Linked DNA regions of Homo sapiens: regions 1 and 3 are each linked to region 2. Evidence: chromatin loops called from intact Hi-C (ENCODE). Cell type or tissue: Calu3. All regions are shown on one strand.

Region 1 (8,000 bases), 520 kb before region 2:
GAAAATGTTAGCTAAATGGTAGATTGAGAAGTAGAGGAAGGGATGGAAAAAAAGCTGTTGAATTAGGGATAACTTTGCAAGCGCTGACTTAGGTGCTTGCGAAATGGAAGTGGAGCTGTTTCTCTCTTTTTTACACATCATGGCATTTTGCTAGGGATTAACTCATTGTCTCTTTTCTTTCCCTGCCAGGATGCTAAGAGATCATTGATATAGTTCTTTATCACTGTCGTAATTATTTCTGTAAGACCTACACCGGCAGCATCGGTGCCATTTAGTAAATGTGCCTGCTCCATTAGGAAGCAGAAAGAAGACCAGTTTGAACTCCTTCCCCTACTAGTAATGTGATCTGGAAAAATTGTCTTTAATTTTACGGCCTTAGTGTTTCCCCTCATCTGTAGCATAAAAATTATATTATAATAATATTATAATACCGACAGGATTGTTTTGAGACAGTTAATGTCACAGTGCTTGGTGAAGCATAGGCCAATACATATGTTATGTAAATAATGGTCTTATGCCACTGATTGTCACTTATTGCACTAGATTTGACTGCCTTCTTGTTGGAAATACAGTACAATCAAGAAAATTAGCAACTTCAACCTTGTTTCTAATTTAAATATATGTTACTGTGTGTTTGTGTGCGGGTGTGTGTGTGTGTATGTGTGTTCATACCTATGTTTCTTCATCATTGAAAATGCAGTTACAGCTGAAAGTGATTTCCATTATTGGCATTTTCTCATGATAGCAGAATTTATCCTGAATTAACAGCATTAGCAGAAATGGAGACTGTTTCAACCACTGCAATCGAAGAAGTGGTAAAATGGTGTGGAAACAAGTGTCTGAGCACTAGCTCTGCAGGGAAACAGGCAATGAGGAGCAAGAATTGTCCTACTCATGGTACTCAGTATAAGTGGGTGAAAGCTCGGCTCTGAGAAAGGACACAAGTCACCAAGGGCCATGGTCAGCCATGGTGGCTAACCTCAGAAGAGGCAGTTGTAGATATGAAGTGAGCTGTGTTACGTGGAGCGAGTTCACAGCAAAGGGGGAGTTATCAAGAGCAGCTGACCCAATACCTTCCGAAAGATCACCTGCTTATCAAAACCCTTTATTTTACATATTTTGCTGTTGACAGGCTGTGCAATTATTAAAGCGGCACTTTTCCTTACTTATCTTCTACAGAAAAGATCAATAAAGCACAGATTGAATTGTTAATATCCAATATCCAGGTTTGAATAGTACAGATAAAATTGCCCACAACTGTTAGACACTCAGGCTAAAGGGAGTAGCCCTTCCCCTGGGCTGCATTCGCTTACCCTCATCAACACACTAGGAAGCCATTCAGAATGATTTCCAAGACCAATTCCTCCTATTCCACCCTGTCTAGACTTTCTTGGAATGTTTTATGTAGAAAGTCCTGGATTTTCCTTTTCATTGGCCCCTGAACTCTTGAGGTCTCTGGGTACGGAAAGTCTGTCACTGCCAAATTTCCTGTCAGCATAATTTCTTACCTGTTTTAAGTAAATAACCCATCTTTTCTGAACTCAATGGCATAGTGAGTAGTGGGAGCTGTCTGCCCAGAGGAAGGAGTATTTTATCACTGACATGATTGAGAATTATCAGTGCAAGGTGATGATAAAAAGCAAATCAACTTTTAATTGAACTTTATTATGATTTTAAAACTCTTAACAGGCAGTGCACCCCCTTATTGCCCCAACCAGGGGCGGATTTCCTGCCTTGGAATGCCTGAGGACAGTTGCTTTAAGGTGTGTGTGTGTGTGTGTGTGTGTGTATGTGCACGCATGTGCGTGTGTGTGTGTGTGTGTGTGTTTAGTGGGGGGAGGACTTCAAAATTGTCTTCAGTTTTTTTCATTTTCCTTTTCTTTTTGAGAAATGTTAAGAAATCAGGACACTTCAACCTGTTCAGTTATATATGCAGTAAGTATTCCCAGAGTACTGTTAGATTAACAACTCCAGATATTAGAATTACAATAATAGGCAAGCCCTGTTTCATGCCCATCAGTAGCTCAGACATTTAAACATCCTCCAGATTCTCCAGAAAGTGTTTATTTGCTCATCTATTGTAAAAGTATTTATCAAATACCTATCATATGCCATGTACTTTGCTGGATATTGGAGATAAAATTAACAAAGACATCCTTGACTCTGTCTTCATTTAGCTTCCAATCTCCCAGGTATGCTTACCTCCCTTCTTCATGAAAATTCTATTTCCCAAACTCAGTCACTTATTACTACTTTTAAGATCTTTTGTATGTTGATATATTAAAAGTGTTATTATTTACTTAAGATTTACTTTACTCCCACTTAAGTTGAAAACCATTTTATAAGGAAATACTTTATTTCTCCTCTCAGAAAAGTGTGCACATGATTATAAACTCCACGAGACTTTGTATACTAATCACAACTTGCTCCTCACAGTGTCCTGCAGATGGTAAATAGAAGACATATAAATACAAATGCAATGAAAAAAAAAACCCTATTAATAAATTCTAGTTGAATCTTGTCTACCAATACCCAAATTAGTTAAAAGAGAGATTAGTACAGTTTAGAGACATACTTTAACCAAAATAAGACTTTTCCCATGAACTAATTGTAATTATTGGAAAGGAAATAACTTTGCTACGGTGTGCCTTGGTGTTACTTTATTCCATGTCCTTGTTCCACCTAATGGTCTTGCTTACCTACAATAACCATGCCATATGTTTTGTCAGGCCCTGGTCAGCACTGTTGGATTACTTATTAAGTTTTGCATGGAGAAATCTTTTTGATTGAAGGCCTAGAATTGCTTATATCAACTGGAATTATGAACCTAATTCCAATTTATTTTCTCTTTTTTTAGTAGTCTGTAGGTGACACATTTTCACAGCATTTGTAGCTATCCCAATATATTTTTGTTCTTTTTTTTTCTATTTACTGTAGAATGCGTAATCCTGGATCTCTTGTTCGCAAATCGACAGCCTGAAGCCCTCTGGAAGCCCAAGACTGCTGGAGGTAAGGCATGAACTTTTTTGCAATTATGTCTCTTCTGCATGGAATGATACTGCTGTTTGATTTAAGTTTGAACTTGGAAGATTCATTCCTTTAGGGAAATATTTAACCTAATCTTGATTTTTGCCTCAAATTGGCATTAGACGAGCTTGACTAAGTGGTCAGGTTGGGTTAGCTTTACAGATTGGATTCTTGATTTAATACAGCTCAAACTACAAGTATTATTATTATTATCTAAACCCTCTTTGCCAATTTAGAAAAAAATATAATAGGAGGAGAATAAAGATAAATAATAAAAGCACTGCCCAAGCACACCGTTTGAATCATAACCTGGGTCAGTGAGTTGCATGCCATACACTGACAGTCCTTTGTGGGGTGTTCCCAAATTTTATTCAATGTAAAGTGTGTTCTTTTCATAACCAAATGTGTACACTGTAATGGCCTTGTCTGTTAAGCAGCCACACAGGAAGGCAAGTTGCATGATGCCTATAGATGGAAATACTCCAAATTATGATCAAGTGATGGGAGAAGCAGCAGCCAAGTGCCAGAGAGAGTCTGTGAGTGGACATGTGGCTGCTGTTCCTCATGAATGTTGGTGGGAGCAGGGCCAGGGCAGTCGACAATTCTACGCACACAGTGACACGGCATTGGGTGACTGAGTGGACTTCATTGTGACTTTGCTTTTATAGACTCTGAGACACTGACGCACTGTCCTAGTCATTGTGTTGAAATCATTGCTGACTCTTAGTGATGTTTTCAGTTTGTTCATCTCCATAAATATATCTTCAAGATTCTGGTATGTTTCAAACTCCCACTTTCCCCCCCAGAAATGGGTCTTTCTGATTCAGGATTCACCTTCTGTCATAAGTCATACTTTCTTAATTGTTACTTTTTGAAATCAAGTTATGATATACACCTTGCTTAAACATTCAACTCCTTCAGTAATTTTCTTGATATTTTCAGCCTTTAAGTCCTACACAATCTGTCGTAAAGACTGCTGCTCTGGCAGACATGAGCCTTTATGATTTCTGTCTCCTGTGAGGGTCTGCACCTACTGAAAGGTTGATTCTCTGAGAAAGGCTGAATTACCATGAGATGGCAGTAGAGAGCAGCCTGGCAGATAAGCCCATATTCCTTGGTATTTGAGCCAGACTAGGGGCTGGGCCTAGTGGGAGGAGCTAGATTACAAGGTAGTCTGCTTTTGATTTTTAAGTGTCTTCCTGGGAAGAGAGCGAGGCATGTCTATGAAAGAAAATGCCGGTAGTAACATCTGAGGTTAACAAATGTGTGTCAGGAGAATGGAAGACAATTCCTGAAATATACCAACCTCCGGTGATCAGAGTTCTACCTGGCTGTGCTCTTTCTCTCTCTCTCTCTCTCTCTCTCTCTCACACACACACACACACACACACACACACACACACACACACACGAAAAAGAGAAAGAGAGAGAGGGAAGGGGGAAGGGGATGGAGGGAGAGAAAAGAGAATAGATAGAGGACACAAATACTTTATCCTTGGAAAGCAAGGTTAAGTGAGATCAGCAAAACGCAAGAAGGCAATTGTGACTGATAGGAGCCACGCAGGACAGCTGAAGTTTGAGACCATATTACCTTGGCTTTGCCATTTCGATTCTCAAAGGGGCCAAAGTGCTGCCGGATTAGACACTAGCATGGGCTCTAAATCCTGTGTATTTTAATAGCCCCTATTGTACAGAGAAATAAGAAAAAGTTAAAGATGGATGGCATTTTTAAAACGGTTGCCCAGAATGTGCCATGTCTTGCTTAAGTCACTTATTGCACTACTGGCAGTATTAGAATTAGAACCAAGTCCACATGCCCTAATTATCGGTAGGCCATGCTTTCCAAATCACAAGAGCAGGAGCAATTTATTTTTCTCTCAAACAGAAAAGATATTAAAAGGGAATTCAAAATGACCCTAGAACTCTATTGGAGGAATGTGGATGCCTCCATGTAGTAGAAGGAACATGGGGCTTTGTGGCCAAAGAGAACTGGTATCAAATCTTGCCTCCATCTCTTATAATCTATGTGGCATTAATCTTGTGGTTTGTGTATCTTAATTTCTTCTGAGCTTTAGAAGAAATCAATAACATATTAAAAATATCAAAAATATCAATAAAAATACCAATAACATTGATATAAAAAGTAGAATTGAGGATTAAATGAGATACACATATATAAAGGAGAGATAGGTGAAGACTGAATCCTGAAATTGTTCAATGTGGAAAATATTGATTTGATTTTTGGAACTGGATTCTGAAGTCTAAGGTAGGAGGTAGAATCACTTTTTTTGGGTTGAAGATGCTTTTGTTCTGTCAAGGACTACTTGCCTGGTTGCTTATAGTTATGCAGATAATAGAGCAAATGACACCCATTTTTCTGGAGAAAGACAGTGCCAATGTTTTGTGTAGTACCTGCCATTTGAAACTGTAACTGTGATAAGTTAGACAGCACTCTGCTCTCCAAAGAGTCATGGGAACTTCCTGGAAAAGAGACATTCAGACTCTACGTCTTCTCTAGGGTCAGTCTGAGGAAAAGAAAATGCTTTGCTAATCCTTTGGACAGCCGTGAGACTGGGGACATAGATGAGAGGAGGAGGCAGACAGGCCTCCCTGGAAAGGAGTGGCAGCCTCACCCTCACTTCACAGCTGGCAGTACCCACTGCACTCTGGGCCCTTCCCCTCAGCCACTGCAGAGGCAGCTTTGGTTCCAGTCCAAAACCGGGGCTAGAGAAGATTTAGGATTTGTGGAGCCAGTGGACCCTTGATAATACCAGGCCAAATCAGAGAGTCGGTACCTCTTGAGAGAGGGTCTGTGGCTGGGCCAGGGGAGTTCCTGAGCCAAGAGACACCAAGGCCAACTTTGGAAGTCATCTACATCACCTGTCAAAGCCAGTAATTATGCTGAAGTCCCCTGACTCACATTACACACTCTGAAAGAAAGAGAGTCACTAGCTGGCTCTCCATCAAGTCCTCAGGAAGTCTATATGTAAAATAGAGATTTGGTACCAGCATTATGCCTCTTCATAAAGTATGAACTTAAATTTTTCATGCGTTAGAGAATTGGGGTTAATGCTTAAAAAGAAAGCTTCTCATAAAATAAAACTAATGAAATATGGCTCTGAACGGATTTCAGAGACACGTCTTCCAGACTGCCTGGGGTCCCCTGGAAGGAAAAGGTTTGCTCTGATTATCAGCAAACTCTGAAAAACTGTGACTACACTGCTCGAAACTCATCATTTTCTTTCTTTTTCTTTGACCCAGAAACTCCTTCTTTCCCCTTGGACTCTTAAAACATCTATTAGTGACTATATTGTGATGGTGGCTTTGTAATCTCGCAATTCTGGCTCTTACATGGGGCAAGAAAAAAAAAATTGTTGGCAAGCTCATCGGGTTCTGGAAAGGCTGTGCCTTTCCCAGCTGGCCAGGGGAGCCGGAAGCCTGGGAAGGCTGTCCACAGGCTTTCTGGCAATGGTATAGGAAGAAAAAAGGAGAAGGAGGCTTAATTCCTAGCTGGCTGGACCTTGGAAGGTGGCCTCTTTTCCCTTTGGCTCATGAAGCTGAATAGAAGGCCAAGAATTCTAGCTGAGTTCCTGTCAGCTTGTCGCCTTGCTTTTGGACTCATGGAGTGAACTGAGTTGAGAAGAAGCTGAGGGCTGCCTGAGGCAGGCTTACCACTGAGCCATGAGGAAGACAGACCCTCCCTGTCACAATTGGAGTCAGAATATCTTAGCCAGAGGCCTCTCTCCTTTCAATTTAGAGAAGTAGATTGAAGAGTAAATGGCCTAATTAATTGTAGAATGTTTGCTCAATATTTGTTTTTTTTCTATTATACCATGAAATTACCATAAACAAAAACTACACTTTTATTTCTAGGCAATGAAAACCTTATTGCACAAAGGGTATGTGGCATTAAGTCTTAAACTTACAAGTATATCTTTCACAGCAAATGTCACATGACTTTAAAAATCATCTTAAAATATGATTCTTCTCAAAGCGTCTTGTGTGACTTCAATGAAATACTCATATGTGCAGCATCCCTCTAGTAGGTACTGACTTATTAAAGCCATTTAACACCTACGCAAGTTGCTACATGCAAAGAGGCACTAAGTCTTCGTTATATTTGTTTCTTCAGTGCTTAATATTGAGGCAAAAACAGTGATGCTCAGCAAATGGTCCCTTTGTCATTTTCCCTGTATTCCTTGGCCCTTTTGCAATCAGACAGGACACTGTGACCAACTCTAGACAATGACGTGTGATTGGAGGTAATACGAATGTCACTTGCAGACTAAGAGAATGAAAGCTCTCATGCAATGCTTCATGATTCTATGGTACGATGTTGCGGCACGATTTCATGGCCATCTAGCAGGCATATATTCTGGATGATATAGCTACAGGGTGATAGAGTCTCCTTCAACTTGGATCCTTGAGTGACTGTGTGGAGCAGAGTCCCTGCTGACATTTCATTGGCTATAAAATATGAGCAAGAAATAAGCCTTTGTGACATTAAGTCACTGATATTTAGGTGTCAGTTTGTGGCTTGCATAATAGAGCCTGACCTGACAAGTGCCAAGCAATTAGTGTACATTCAGTTAATTTTTGCTGAAAAAAGAAAGCGCTCTCATTTACCTAAATAAAAGCCTAAATCATAATCATACCAATAGCAATATATTCGAGCCCTGTTTGTGTGCCAGGCATTGTGCTAAGTCATTTACATTTATAATTTTATTGATGTTGCATAACAACTCTATAAAGTATCATCCCCATTTTTCAATGAGGAAAATAAGGCCTAGAATAGCTAAATCTTGTCACAGAATGTCTTGAAGGTTCTATTCAAACTCAAGAATTCTAACTGTAGAATCCTTTGCAGTGTATCTGATTTTCATTTTTCTGTATCATATATCACTTCCTTTGTTGGCAGATTAAATGTTTGTGTAGGCAACCTGAATGCTAGCTGGAAAGCCCCCATACACTCA
Region 2 (8,000 bases):
TGAAGATGTCCGTTTCCTACTACATGACCATTCTGATCTTGGGAGACACTTGCTCGTATGCTCCAAGAAACATGGACCTGAATGTTCATACCAGCATTTCTGGAATGGTTGTATGGGGGAAGAGGCTAAATGTCCATCGACAAGAGCCTGTATAAATAAATTGTGGTATATTCTTATAATGAAATACCATGTAGCTGTAAAAAAGAGTTCTCAAAGCACAAAGATGAAGAGGGAAAGTTCCAGGAACACACACATATATATATGAATATGTATATATATAGCATAAATATATAGTATATATATGATATGTAATTATATATATACACAAATAAACAACATATATATGAATATGTATATTGTTATAGGTATATGTGTATATTGATAAAAGAAAAACTTCAACCAAATTATATTTAAAGGAGTTTAATTGAGCAATTAAGAATTCGCCAGTTGGGCCGCCCCCAGAATCACAGCAGATTCACAGAGGCTCCAGCGCAGCCACGTGGTGGAAGAGTTATATACAAAGAAAGGAAAACGATGTACAGAAATTGGCAGCGAGGTACAGAAACAGCTGGATTGGTTACAGGTTGGCGTTTGCCTTCTTTGAACACAGTTCCAACAGTTAGCAGTCTGAGTGGTTGAAGTATGGCCTCTGGAATTAGCCAAGACTCAGTTATTGTTACCGGCAAATGGTCCTAAATTAGGTTTTCAATTTTGCCTGACTGTTAAGCTAGGTTACAGTTCATCCACAAGGACTCAAATATAGAAGTATGGAGTCCTTTAGTTTGCTTTAACAATATACATATACATATACATAACATAATATACATAACATAATTCATAATAAATTCCATTTGTTAAAAGCACAAAGCTAAACTATTTGGGATATAAATGTAAAGAAAAGCCAGAGAATAATAATAAACACAAAATTCAAGACAGCGGTTAGCTCTACGGAACAGGGAGAGAGATTAGAGCAGTACAAGAACACAGGGGCATCAGGCGTATTTCTTAAGCTTGTTGGTGACTACGCTGCTGTTTATTTCAGTATTGTTCTTTAAACTGTTCATATAAATTATATATATATTCTATTTTATATGCGTTATAGTAAAATATATAAATATGGATATGCTTTTATTAATATTACATATTTATATATAATGATGTGTATATATATCATACATATAATTATATATGTACTGATTATATATACAAATCACAAATATTTGTTACCAATATAGTTACCAATGCTTAGAGGTCAGCCTACAAAGAATGTGGGGTTTGTGTGTGTGTGTGTGTGTGTGTGTGTGTGTGTGTGTTTTATTTGTTTTTTTTTTTTTTATTTCAATAGGTTTTTGGGGAACAGATAGTGTTTGGTTATATGAAAAAGTTCTTCAGTGGTGATTTCTGAGATTTTGGTACACCCATCACCCGAGCAGTATACATTGTATCCAATGTGTATCTTTTATCCCTCGCCATCCCCCATCTTTTTCCCTGAGTCCCCAAAGTCCAATGTATCATTCTTATGGCTTTGCGTCTTTATATGAGTTCTCATACATGTTCTCCCACATATGAATGAGAACATACGATGCTTTATTTTTCATTCCTTAGTTACTTCACTTAGAATGATAGTCTCCAGTTCCATCCAGATTGCTGTGAATGCCATTATTCTGTTCCTTTTTATGGCTGAGTAGTATTCCATGGCATATATGTATATACTACATTTTCTTTATCCTCTCATTGATTGATGGTCATTTGGGCCAATTCCATTTTTTTAAGTGTTTCTCTTGCTCTAGGTATTTTGGTAACTATTTGTTACTTTACAAATCATGGAAAGCTGAAATTCTCCAAGTTTGTTTTATTCCAACATAAAAATATCTCTGTAAAATAATTGCCATAAAATGCCTTCTCTTCTGCATTGCTATGTTGGGAAGCTGATATAAATTATCTTAGCTTTTAGATAAAAAAAAATTTCTAATATGAGTGCTATCTGGAAAGCTCTTCCTGCACATTCTGAAGTTCTTTATGCTGATTTCTTGGGTCATACTATCAAGCATAGCACCTGGCTGCAGCAGCTGTGGATAAAACCTGTCCACCTGCATTCTCAAGGGGTTTGTGCTGTTTAATTTAATTCCCACCTCAAATTAACTAGGATCTAACTAGGTGGAGTCATGTCCACGGGTCTTGGGTCTCTCCCTGAGTTACTGTTGGGATCTGCTCTCCGTCTCTGTCTAGTCTGAATGCCTATCTACCAAGTTCTGTGGGCTGCCTCATGCTGTTCACTGCTTCCTTATAGTCTCTACCTGGAATTTTTAGGGAAAATTAATCTCCTTAGTTCCCAAGCAATCAGGCATATCATCAACATCTCTGCTTGCATGCAAAATAAGGCAGCAATGGGTTTTTCTTTTAAAGATTTTTTTCAATACTATTACATCAATTCTTTTCACACCTGTAAATGCATTGACCACAGTGAGAGGGCTTATCAGGCTCTGTCAGTCATTGTTAGTAATTCCCTAAGTTGGATGATCAAGCCTTACCCACATTATGAAACCTTCCCAACACCTTTGGCATGGAGCTGAACAGCCCTTCTCTAAAAGACCACATCCTGTCAACCCCGGTTTTCTCTCGCTTCACCCCTCGTATCACAGGAAACACAAAGACATGTTACTGGGGATTATCAAGGATATATGTTCCCGGGGATCATAAGAGATTTTCCAGCACATTCCAAGATATACATGTCTTCAGTCCCATTGTCTGCCCTGTACATATGACATAATGAAAGAGTTGACCACTCTTACTAATTGACACCAAATATATGCAGAAACAAATTTCTCACATTAAAAAATCAGACATGTTCAAAAAGTTCATTTTTAGGTCAATTGATGATATTTGAAACTCATTCTTCTCTAAAAACAGTGTTTGTAATGCTGATGCTGACCACAGGCTTGACCCCAATACCCCATCTAACCCACAAAGTATCAGAAATAGCATATGATTGCAGTGAAAATACATGGAACACAACATTTTTTACTCTGCTTTGTTACAATACTGGTAATAAAATATGACACACAACAGTAAGAAAGAAATAAGAAAAGTAAGAAAATAAATTATTTTTAATTTTCTTGTATTCTGATGCTTGAGGAAAGGTAAATTCATCTAGGAGAGACAAAAATGTAGATGAAAATTTGTGAATACCTTAAAGGGAAGTTGAGGTAACTTTCAAGGATTTCTAGAAGCTGATGAGAATGACATTTTAGAAGCAGTAGTAGAAGAAGAATCATCACTATTCACAGTTTTGCTTCAACATTTCTGTCTTTCTTTTCCTTGGTACAAACCTATCACTTGTAGAACTCAAGCCATGTGTTGGGCTCACAAAATGAAATAATAGACAGAAGGGGAAGGTTGAAATTGAGAAAAGAGGGGCTTTCCTAAGTAAGCAAAAGAAAGTACCTTGCATAGCATTAATTGATTTAAAATCCATGTTTAGCATGCACTATCTGTCCAGTTCTATGCTGGGTCTTACGGATATAAAGAAGAATCGAACAGTTGCTACCATCATAACACCGACCTATTGCAGTAGGTGGTGAAACAAAGTGAGGCAGGGGCTGGGAGTCAGAACAGACAAGCACACCTGCAAATTACACTATAATGTGCTGAAAGCTGTCTTAAAGGATGAGGAAGGTGCTGTTTGTGGAAATCTGGAAATGCTCCCCTAAAATGACATTTAATTCTCAAAAATGAATAGAAATTTTTCAGAAGGAACAAAATGTACAAAGGCATAAGCATACAATCATTTTGGAAATGATGTGAGGTTCAGAGTAAATGCAGGGAAGGAGGGTAAGACATGGCAGATGAGGCTGAATAAATAAGAGGAAAATGCATCCTGCAGACTTTAATGCCCAAGGAGAGTTTAAACTCAATTCTATTGGAAACTCGGAGACAACCAATTCAATTTGAATGTTAGAACAATGAAGGAAGATTAACTGAGATGCAATTAATTGATCTTTGCATGGCTTAAAAGAGAGAATACAACATCAGGAAATCATGGTTGCCTCTGTGGAGACAGAAAGGAGGTCAAAAGTCATTAGATCAGAGTGTTCTCTGCTAAGGCAGCAGCTGAAAAGAGGGGGTGGCAATTAAAGGAAAAGTGAAGTTAGGGAAAGGAACTGGCCCTGGGGTCTTTAGGAATAGGGGAGACAGTGCTGGATGTTTGCAAGTGCATGTCTCATACTCATACAATATGATTTCATTTTAGGATTAAAAGTGGAGTTAATTTTGTATCTTTATGTCAATTACTACTGACAAAATGGAACTCATGTACCAGCAGGTCGTCTGCAAGTCGTGGGTCATATGGAAATGAGGAATTCATGTTTAATAATTGACAGTAGCTGATGAACAATCACTTACTTGTTTGTCCCACCCTTTGGCATTTCTGCAACATGGTTCCTAGAGTCATACTCTTCTCTTTTCCTTCCTCTTTGCCCCGGTATTTCACGCATGAAAGGGTGTTTTGGCAGCTAGAGATCTCTTCAGTGAAGAATGTTCTCTTATAGTAAATTCATAGCATTTCAGCATTTCAATACTTCTCTGTATCTCTGATTTCTGGCTTTCCAGAGATGTTAAGTCTAAAACCCCATGCAGAGGATAAAAATGTAATAAGTTAAACAAGAAAATAAGAAAAAATTTTAAAACCTCACATGTTAATTCAGAACAATAGTTCTCAGAATGCAAACTCCAGTTATCTGATTCAGCTGTCCCTGGAGGGGCTTTCTTGGGCAAGGAGTAGATGGCCCAGCATCTAACACTGTATGCATTGCAGGCTTCTCAGCTACTCAGGAAATGAAACCAGGCATATAGCTGTGTATAGAGAAGGAAGGCACTGCCACCTACAGGTTGTAAGATTATGGACCTAACACATTCACATTTAATTTGTAAAAGAAATTATTTTACTAATGTAATGTTGTCATAGCCTTAAAAGCCTCAAAGATAGTTGGTCTATCCTCCTACCTTTGGGCAGACCTGTTTCTAAATATGCAAGAACTTTCGTTGAGATGAGAGAAGTTCAGCTCTCAGACAATTAAAATCTAACCAAAGTCAGACTTGCCCTGCAGGAATTGAGGATTAAGCTAGGCTTTGCACAAGGTAAGCGGTGAAGGGGTGGTTGGCAATTGCCTTCTAATGCAGTCTTTAAACTCTGAGATCTCTCTGGGCCTCAGTTACTCTTTTGTAAACTGACGTAATGGCCTAGATCTGTGGTTCTCAAAGTGTGGTCCCTAGACCAACATCAGCAGCAGCATCCAGGACTGGTCCTGCTGATGATTTACCTGGCCTTGCCCTGGGCCCCAGACCTATTGAATTGGAAACTCTGTAGGTGGGCCCCAGCAATGTGATGTCACAAGTTCTCCAGGTGACTGTGCTATACATAAAAGTGTGAGAATACCTGTGTTAGATGATTTAGAAATATCCCATGTGCAATTCCACACCACTGCAGGTGTTACCTGCAGTTTAACCATCTGTCTGTGGAGGAGCTGTCTGCCCAGGAAGATTGACCTGGGGGTGGTGGTGCAGGGGAGAGCAACTGAGGAAAAGTTAGAGCTGAGAAGCCGAGGTTCACCTGTCTAGTGAATGAAAATTCAGCCTCTGATGGACAGTCCTGATGGTCAACTGAATGTCTAAAGACCATTGGTCCAAGAGATTTCTCACCCTATTTCACCAACATATAAGAGCAATGGACTCTCACTCTGCTTTGCCATCCACTGTCTGAACGAATGCATTTCCCCTGGCTGCACCCCAACTACCAAATAACAAGGCTTAGGTTTCCCCTCTTCTTCCACAAAGACTTTTGTGAATGGCAATAAGTCCATATTTTTCCTTCCTTCCTTCCTTTCTTTCTCTTTCTTTCTTTTTTTCTTTCTCTCTCTCTTTCTTCCTTCCTTCCTTTCTTTCTTTCTTTTCTTTTTTCCTGAGACAGGGTCTAGCTCTGTTGCCCAGGCTGGTGTGCAGTGACACAATCTCGGCTCACTGCAGTCACCACCTCCCAGGCTCAAGCAATCTTCCCACCTCAGCCACCCAAGTAGTTAGGACTACAGGGATACACCACCATGCCTGGCTAATTTATTGTTTTTTTGTTTTGTTTTGTTTTGTTTTGTTTTGCAGATACGAGGTTTCACCATGTTGCCCAGGCTCGTCTCAAACTCCTGAGCTCAAGCAATCCTCCCACCTCACCCTCCCAAAGTGCTGGGATTACAGGCATGAGCCACTATGCCTGGCCCATATTTTTCTCTTTCTATCTGAATCCCCTTCTCCCCAACGTCCATAGCAGAAAATTGAGTACTTAATGACATATCATATTGGAGTATTTTCAAATTGTTCCCATGATTATCTCATCTCACTCACCAGAGCTCACTGAGGATTTTTGCTTATGTGGCTCATATACTCACCCCCATGTTTCTGGCAAGTTTCCAGAGCGACTCCGGCACAAATTGGTGTTTAACAAATTATTGATGATTGACTTTTATATAGTTATCTGAAACTACAAATGTGAATACATTTTAAGCCACCACAATTTTTCTCCTCTTTTCCCCATTATGATCCTAAAGGATTCTGTAAAACAGTCATATTGACTTAAAGAGGGCTAAAACCCACAAAAAAACAGCGAACTTGAAAAAGGTGAAGTGGTGAGGAATTCTAAGAATTATATTAGACCCACCTAGGTAGATCAGTGGAACAGTCACTCTTCAAATTTCCTCTGTTATGGGTCATGTATTTGAGCAGTTAAAAAAAATAAAATTTAAACCACACCGACCAAAAATTTGAATCATCCTTTTAAAGAAAACTTAATAAAAGTTATGTGCAGATGTAGCTAGTACTAGAAAATAAACCAAAATGTCAGCAGTCTTTTTTAGTATTGTGACTATGAGATTGTTGATGAGTAATTATTGAAAACCTCCCTGAATTTGTTCTGGACTTCCTTTCAATAGGAAGGAGAAAACTTAAAACAGACTGAGGTGTCTGTCCCTTGGTTGCTAAAGCTGCTCTAGAAGGGTGCTCTGTAGAGAGCCCTGTCTGTTATGAAGAAGAAGAGTCAGGGGTCTGACACTACCCCAAGCCCTTTTCTTTTACATAGGAAATGTGAACATACAAATGTGTTTGTACAGCGTCTCCACACCCAGTAGTGCCACCAGACACTGAGGTCAGAAACTACAACTCATGTTTGCCTCCCAGCTGCTAGCCAGCTCGCACATAGCGAGGCCTTCATTGATCTGAATTAGGCAAAACATACTAATATCCATAGTTATTTGGCAACAGGACCACGTAAAGTTTATCCTACCACTCTCAAGTTTTATTTATACAACTGTCACTTTAAGAGGCCTATTTGTTTATGGTAAAGAGACCACTTTGAGTAGGACAAAAAATGGACAGGGTCAAAGCTGGTTCTTCGTTGCGAAACAAACCAACATCATTTTAATGGATTCAGTCTGGTTTTCTGAGGATTGGTTGGAAAGTTGGTTTTGGTTTGTGTGTGCATTTTGCAAAAGTCCACACTTTTTCTATAACTTGTAGACCTCGATGTCCTTCTGAATTCTCCTCAGGCTATGACATTCTAAATGACCTAGGATTGAGAGATGCTTTCTGTACAGCCCAGAGCAGCTGCATAGTGGAGGTGGTGGCATTTCAACAGCACAGATCAGTGAAAGACCCTTTATTATCTAATGGTAGAGGACCAGGCTATAAAGTGGATTGTGTGCTCAGGAATCCTTTGAGATGAAAGGTATGGAAGAGGGAGAATGGGCTCTATTCAGCCTCATGGAGGGCAGATATGTGCCTGAGAACAGAGACTGTCTTCATTGACTTAGTGCTTTGGGTGGAAGAGGGCACTGGTAGCAGAGTCTCGTGGGCGCAGAGGGTGAGGGACCCTCCTGTGGCTCCTCTGGGTGGCTCTGAGTCCAGGCATACAAAGACATTGCTAAAGAATCACTGCCCTGTTGCAAGAATCTTGTGAGGTC
Region 3 (8,000 bases), 1.7 Mb before region 2:
TGGCCAAATAAGATTCAGATGTAGGAAGGCTGAGGCCAGCTGTGCTCTTCAATGCCCCATCCAAGCCCTTCCCTATGTGACTCCCACTGCTGCTCATTCCCCTTCCACCTCACCAGTCACCCCGCTGTGTCCCTGACGTCTTGGCTAGATATTCACTATGTGGCTATTTTTCTTGGCTTCGGCTTCTGTTGTATTAAGTCAAAATCTCAGTCAAATACAACACACTGCAACATTTTAAAAAAGTACCCCCATAGCCAGTCTTTCCATTTGTAAAATGAGATTGGGGTAGTCTCTATCTCTCGTGGATGTTATGAAGATTAAGAGACGGAATGCACCAAATTCTCAGCACGGTGCCTGACACAATAATAAGCATCATCTGAGTGCTAACTATTTTGGGATTTTGCTTACTGAAATGGCCCAGAGGTAATGTTATATTCATTTTGTGGATGTGGGACATGGAGCATAAGTGGCCAAAACAACTTGGCAGAAGGAAATCCTGCTAGTAACTGGCAGAGCTGGAGGAGCCTGTGCCTTAATACTCATTGCCTCTCTCAGCTCCCTGCAAACCCCTAACAACTAACCACATTGTTGGGCATCCCATTGCCTTTCTGTTTAGGATTTGGGAGGTCATTTCATATTCTCAGCTAATTTGAAGAGCAGAGAGAATTTGAATTCCATTTCAGACGATCACATTTTCAGATTCGTTTGGAGATCACTCAGTGGCTGTCAGACATGGGAGTGAGACAGCAGTGAGAAGAGAGAGACGAAAGCTCACTTCTGATGTTCCTGGGTTGGTGTGTCTGTCAAAGGACAACAGGAGAGGGCAGCAAAGACCCTAAATGCAGGGAACTTTGAGGGTGTTCAGTTGGTTGTGTGGACACCTGGGAGAGGGGGACTCCACTGCACAGGAAGTAAACCTGCAACAGAGAAACCTGGCAGGCTATAGCAGTTCCCTGCCATAATCACAGAGCTGGGGTTTGCCTGGAGTTGGACAGCTTAGTGAGGATCAGATTTCTCTATGTACGAAGCACACACAACATCCCAGGGTCAGAAATAAGCTGTAATGGACAAGAATTATAGGATAGGGATATGGGGAGCAGAGCCAAATGAAGTGTACTGCTTTCATTTCCTCTGGAAGGTGTACCTTGGGCAAAAGGTCTAACTGAATTTAAATAATATTTGTTTCCAGAAGGGGCTTTGGAATAGGTAGGTTTTGCCCTAAGAGAGCCTTTATTTTTACCTTAAAAATAGCAGGCAACGTTTCTATGAAAGGAAGACAAAGTGATATTGCTTTATGTAAAATTAACGCTTAGAGATTTTAGAAGATGAAGTAAGGCAAATTGCTTTCTTATTTATGTTTATGCTCTCACCCATATACCCCGCAGTAGCTTAAATGCAACAGGAACTAAGAATAATAGAGTAAAAATATGATGCAATGCCTGATTAAAAATGCAAATTCAAAGTTGCCAGTGATCTTCTAGCTAAGCAGAGTAAACACTGGAAAGGAGAAAAAGCACACTGAGGTTCGCTAAAGGATAGAAATGATCATCCAAAAGAAGTAAGAAATGGGTGCCAAAGGAGGTAAGAAACGTGGAGTCTAGCCTCTGAGGAATAAGAGATTATTGGGTAAGCACTGGTGAATTGGAAGGGAAAAAGCCAAGTGGCCAAGAAAGACAGATTTACCAGGATTGGGGTTTTATTTCTAAGGATTGAGCCAGTGACGCTTGGAAGAAATCCAATCAGTAAATACTAACTGAACACCCACTGTGTGCAAGGCATCGTGGTCTGCCTTTCCAGCGCAATAAAGCAGTATAAAGATGAGAGAGACTTGCAGTGTAACAACTAAAAATACAACATGTTAAGTAAGATAGAGAACTTGAATATCTTGAAGGAAAGAAAATTAAAGCATGTTAAATGCGAAATAATGGTACACAAGACAAGTACAAGTGGACTCTGACTAGGGAGAGGTGGAGCAGTCAGGAAAGTCTTTTGGGAAAGGGTGGTACTTATGATAAGTAGGATAGGATGGGAAAGACTCCAGCCAAGGCGAGAGACAATAGCTTTTATAGAATCAGAACATATTATTAGATAGAAGCAACATTAGGAGTATCCGAGAAAACAGTATTAGAGAGCCTCATTGTATCATTTGTTAGTGTAGCTCCACTTGTCTCCCCCACCCCAGGCCTTCACCATCTGGGTCTGCCCACAGAACAGGGGGCAGCACAGTCCGAGAGGGAAGGGTGTGTTGCTTGGAGGGCATGAAGTGGTAGGGGGCTTCCCTGAGTGGGCTAAGACTGTAGTACTAGGGTGAAGGGGCAGTGCCTAGTCAGGAGGAGCCATGGATCCTCTGTGGGGGTCAGCATTAAAGATATAGTGCAAAACACTTAATGAGGCAGGAGGCTGGACAAGCACAGAAGGATGGCGGTAGGCCAGAGAACAAAGTCTGGTCAGGAGGATCTGTACTCTGAAAGTATAAACCAAAGCACCCTTTTATGTGAGGTCTGCTGCTCTTTACAAATATTCAAAAATTGTCTATAAAATGTAAGTGTGTCATTTAATATTTTCCATAATATGACAGATTTTAATTCATATCTCATATTTTATAGTCTAAACAAGGAGCTCTTAACAGTCATTAGAATCACTAGGAAGATTATCAAAAATATAAGTAATCAGGAATGAACTGGAGTAGGACCCAGAGGACAATATTTCTTGAAATCTTTCCAGCTAGACCTGGGAACCACTAGTTTAGCCAAACTGGGGTCCTCTTTCTTCTTTAAATTTACTCTAAAGTTTCTCTCCTCTATTCTTATTCTTGTGATTTTCATTCTGTTAGAAATGAAACTCTGTTAAGGATGTGATCCTTCTATATTTCTGTTGAAATTCTTACTTAGAAAATGCTGATAAAAGTAGTAGATGCCCAGTTCAGCTTGCTAGTTAGATTACCTTTCTAGGTCTTTGCAGATCAAGGGTCTGTGATTCCATTGGTTTGGCTCTTCAAGCGCTGATGTGAGCACAGTGCTAAAGAATGCCAGGAGAGGGCAGCAGAGAGCTGGGAAGCCCTTTGATAGAGGCTAGAGGAAGTGAACCAAATGGGAGAACCTGTATGTAGCAGGTGGAGGAGAAAATACTTGATCTTTTATGGGGTGCAGGGTATGCCAGTTGTGTGTCCTTCATAAATTAACCAAAGACTATAGTCATTACTCAGATCAGAAACTGAAATCAACAGGGGATGCCACAGGGAGTGGTAGTTTTAAAACAGGAAGGGATGGAAATAGGCTCTAAGATATTGCTGGGAGCCACCAAAGGTAAGCCAGCTATGGCAGGATGTTGGGCCCCTGATAGCTCCTGAGACACTGGCCCTGTCTAGGCATAGATTCATTAGACGTGGACCCAAACCAGTAGAAAAAGCCTTTATTTAAGGACTGAGCAAGTCTTTGCAACCTAGGGGTGCAGGTGAACAGGATAAAGGAAACATTTTAGAGTAAGATTTCAGGGGACTGAAGAAACACTGACATTCAGGAAAAGCAGAAGAGATTCTTACAAGTTCAGTGCCCACATCATAAGGAAAAAATTCTCTGAAGACCAGGATGGGATTCAAGGGTGTTATGTTGAATAGAGGCATGCAAAGGAAGTACTTAACGTGCAGGCCAGGACCAGAGACGGTGCACTAGGTAGAGTGCGGCATCCAGCAAAAGTATTTCAAGGTAAGTTCTGCAAGGGTTTGGGAATATCACAAGGCTTTGTTGGTAGTGCCAATTTAAATCCACCTTAGGCTAAAACTTCCAGAGTATGATCTAGCACCTTGCTACTTAAAAGTGTGGTCTGTAGACCAGCAGTCCTGGCATTGCTTGGGAGCTTATTACAATTGAGAATCTCAGGTCCTGCCTCAGACCTACAGAATCAGAATTTGCATTTTAACAAGATCCCCAGGTGATTTCACTGCATATAATGCATATTAAGGTTTAAGAAACAGCAGACTAGCATCCAGTCCAGACAGGGCTGGGTGGCATTGATACCTGTAGAAGATTAGTAAGGGCATTCTGTAATAAGAAAGTGAGGGAGAATAGCTGCATTTGAATGACAGTAGCTGCAGCCATTAATAGTATGTGAACTCGATACTTTATTTTGGCTTATTTTTTTCAAACCCTACTAGATGCCTTATAGTTACATGCAAAATCAACCAACTGATGTATTTTTCAGAGGCCACAGTAGGGGAAACTGCATCCTACTGCAGTTTGAAAGAAAGTGTGAATCCAAATTAAAGGTGTTGCTTGGGAGGGCAGTGGGTTTCTTAGAAGGTTTCCGCTGTGTATGGTCCGGGGTCTGTGTGTCCAGAAACTAGATTTTTAAAACATTTTTAGGCTAACTCAAAGCAATTAGACCCTTAGACAAAGGACTATTGGTACTAATATCACAAGGGAGTTTATGTTTGTATTAGTTTATTATTGTTGTTGTAATAAACTAACACAAATTTAGAGGCTTAAAACAACACAAATTTATTCTCTTACAATCCTGGAGTCCAGCAGCCCAAAATCAGTGTCACTGGGCTACAGTCAAGGTGCCAGCAGGGCTTGTTCTTTCTGGAGGATCCAGAGAAGAATTTATTCCTTGACTCTTCCAACTTCTAGAGGCTGCTGCCAAAATTAATTTCCTTCTCTGACTCCTGGACTTTTCCTCCATTTTTTTTCTTTTTTTTTTTTGAGATAGAGTCTTGCTCTGTTACCCAGGCTGGAGTGCAGTGGTGTGATCTCAGCTCACTGCAGTCTCTGCCTCTCGGGTTCCGGTGATTCTCCTGCCTCAGCCTCTCAGGTATCTGGGATTATAGGCATGTGTAACCACACCTGGCTAATTTTTGTATTTTTAGTGGAGGCAGGGTTTCACCATGTGGGCCAGGCTGGTCTCGAACTCCTGACCTCAGGTGATCTGCCCACCTCAGCCTCCCAAAGTGCCAGCATTACAGGTGTGAGCCACTGCGCCCAGACTTTCCTCCATTTTTGAAGCCACCGGTGTAGCATCTTACTTGTGTTGTAAGATGCTTTCATTGCCTTCATCTTCTGTGTCAAATATCCCTCTCCCTAGCTCCCACCCTGATAAGGAAGGATAATCTCTCTGTCTGTCTCAATATCCTTAGTCACATCCACGAAGCCACTTTTTCTATAAAAGGTAATATTCACAGGTTTTAAGGATTAAGGCCTGAATATCTTTGGGGGCCAATTAGCCTACCACAAAGTTTAAACCATAATTTTAATTGATGAAATAAAATATGTTGTTCCATTGATTACACAGCCTAATCTCTTTCTTGGTATTGGAAAGTCAAATTAGTATCAGCAAGTGATTTGGAAACTAGAGAATGAATTTTGTATGAGCCAGACAGAGCCCTGATGAAGCACCCCTGACCACAGCAACCCCTCGGGTTGGGATGGCTCCTGCGAGTGATGGCTTCTCTCCTCTGCTCTGGTCTTGCTTATGCTGTCCTGATTTGCTCTCAGACTTCCGTGTCCTGCCCTGCTCCCCTCCCTCAGTTGGAAAATTCTCTCTCTGAATGTACAGTATTATAGATGAAGCCCAAGGTTTGGGGGCCACACACTATAAGTGCCCACCTGTACTGGTTCAGGGAAGACAGCAAGCTCAGGCAGAAAACCAGGCAGTACAGGTAAACTGCTAGTGGCAGAACCTTAGAAGATTTTGAAGCTTCAAGGCAACTTAGAAATTATCTAGTCCAACCCCTTATTTACTGATGGGAAATAAGTCCCAGAGAGACAGTAGCACGTCCAGGGCCACACTTGGATTTATTATTTAGTCAATGAAAATTAATAAAGCAGCTGCCCTGTGCAGGGGTTATGCAGAGGAATAAAATGTGAATGAAGGAAATAAGGAATGGTGACCATGGATATAACTGGCAGGAGGATTCAAGATGCTCACCAGAAATCAGGCTTTGGGAATTTCTGAATTCAGACTCTAATGCTCTGTAGGCTATGTGGACAAGTCTTACACATTTGGTGGTATTACACCATCATTGATAAAGTAGAAACAGTAGCATTTGTTTTCCAGTACAGATTAGAAAAATAAAGCCTGACCCTCTCTTTTTCAAGGTAGAAAATAAGTTTGTTTACTTTCCCAGGAGCAAGCTCCCATCTGGCTAGGCAGCAACCACTGCCAGGCTGCCCCTTGGGGAAGCAGCAGAGAGGCAATAAGCCAGCACCCTCCACTCCCATGGGCACCCTACAGGGAAATGCACGGGAGCTGATGGATGTGATTACTGTGATTACTGCAGCAACGTGGGTCAGGGTGAAGGGAGCTCTTCTCTCGCATGGAGCACCAATTTGCCTGAGCTGTAAGGAGAACTGAACTGACTGTTTCCCAAGGGGTGTGGGGCTGAGCAAATGATGCTGTTAACTCTCTCCATGTGCAACCATACATACCTTTTACCATATGTCTGTCAACCTGATGTTTGTTACTGTATGTCAAACACATTCAAAATCTTTTGCAGATCTCAGAATAATATGCTTAGGCACAATGTGATGGTGATGGCAGAAACACTGTGAAGTTCTGAGTGGTTCATCTGTCTCATTTTGATTAAAGTCATAATCCAGTGATCTTAGGTTTAAATGAAAAAAAATATAGATCTCAAAATACTTCAGATATAAAGGGATGCCTCAGGATTTGCTTTTTCTGAGGAACTCAAAGGAAATTAAAGTCCTTTTACAGTAACAAAAAAGACATCCAGTTAGCATCATAAAAATCACAACCCGATATTAAAATGTCAGTTATTCCCCCTTGTCTGGGAATTGAAAATGCAGGCTTTGTATGTTTCTTTTTGGGGACACTGTTGGCTAGCAAAACTGATTTCTACTATAATTGGAAGACCTTATCTCAAAAGTAAGAAGGCTGGCCAAAAGGTCTACTCAGCACACATGACAAGGTCATGGCTTGCAGGCACAGGAAGCCAGCACATATGGGCTCAGCTTCTATGAGGTGCTAGAACAAGAGGAGGAGGAGGGGGAAGAGTGGCTTAGTATTCCCTTGATCCTGACATGACTGTCCTGCACATGGTCCCTTTAGTCTGGTCATCTGCAGGTCCCAACTCCCCAGTGACCCTCAATCCATCTCCTAAGGGGAGGACAACTCACATCTCCTATTCTCTTTCCAATCCATTATTTTGTCTTAAATCGTATGGCTAGCTCCCCTTGGAGTCTTCTGCTTTCATCTTAACTGCCTATTTAGTAGATCAAGCTGACTAAAGTTTGCTAGTTTACTGTGTCTTTGCCTTCCTGCTCTAAGAACTCCAATTCTCCTGGAGGCCTGTGGATTTCTCTAAGTGGGGAAAGACTCAAAATAAGACAGCACAGGAAAGAAAACCTCATTATATTGTTAACCTATAAAAAGGCAAAGAAAACTACCTGAAAGGCCATATATCAAAATAGTAACAGGAGTTATTTCTGGGTGGTGGTGTTTGTTTTCTATGGGATTCTCTGTATTTTCCAAATTTACTTTTTATCAGAAACAAGGCATCAGAAAGAAAATGATATGAGTTGTTAGAGTAATTGTGCTTTAGTTCACTTTGTAAACTATAAGGTAGAGTGTGGAGAGAAAAACCAAGGGACGTCTTTGGTCACTGCAATGGGTCAGGATCACATTAGGTAAGTAAAGGAGAGAAATTGCTCCAACATCATTTTGAACAAAGCATAAAATCAAACTGAATTTGGTTTGGTAAATAAGATGCCCCAAGGCCAACCCTACTTAAGGTTACTTTATATTACTTCACATAGGCTTGGCTAAATGGATCGTCCATCACCCTCCAGACTAATTACATTTGATTAAGGTCTTCCTTAAAAGCTCTTCTTTCACAGTGAATTGAAAATGACCACTAACCTCCATTGACTGATGCTGTGAGGTCACCCTATGAATTGATTAGGGAGTGCTGCATTGTGCTTTTGCAATTCTAGTTCTGTGGGGCCCCTGGAACCTTGGCCCATACATCAATGGGAAGGAATGGTGAT

What was found. A loop is a pair of places that touch in the nucleus more often than their neighbours do. Peaks named below come from ENCODE experiments on the same cell type or tissue, not always from the same donor. Only the 100,000 strongest peaks of a DNase experiment are listed, where the experiment ranks them.
Region 1: a loop joins it to region 2, with 22 times the contacts of the local background. A loop is called at or near these places in 59 of 110 quality-filtered maps.
Region 3: a loop joins it to region 2, with 17 times the contacts of the local background. A loop is called at or near these places in 14 of 110 quality-filtered maps.

Annotation. Positions count from the first base shown.
Region 1 is chr15:47,467,537-47,475,536 of GRCh38, forward strand. It overlaps a transcript of SEMA6D not described here. Among named protein-coding and RNA genes, the nearest start is that of SEMA6D, 250 kb to the right of the region's middle. In Calu3, no CTCF peak of the experiment used is centred here; no DNase peak of the experiment used is centred here.
Region 2 is chr15:47,983,236-47,991,235 of GRCh38, forward strand. All of the region lies in intron 1 of LOC124900354 (a long non-coding RNA gene), which reads left to right. LOC102724553 (a long non-coding RNA gene) reads right to left here. Exons shown (of 3, transcript XR_001751520.2): 2 at 4,402-4,619. Among named protein-coding and RNA genes, the nearest start is that of SLC24A5, 130 kb to the right of the region's middle. RefSeq lists an enhancer at 4,917-4,966. In Calu3, no CTCF peak of the experiment used is centred here; a DNase peak (open chromatin) is centred at 4,866.
Region 3 is chr15:46,309,292-46,317,291 of GRCh38, forward strand. No RefSeq gene overlaps it. Among named protein-coding and RNA genes, the nearest start is that of SQOR, 680 kb to the left of the region's middle. In Calu3, a CTCF peak has its summit at 3,061 (motif pointing right); a DNase peak (open chromatin) is centred at 3,040.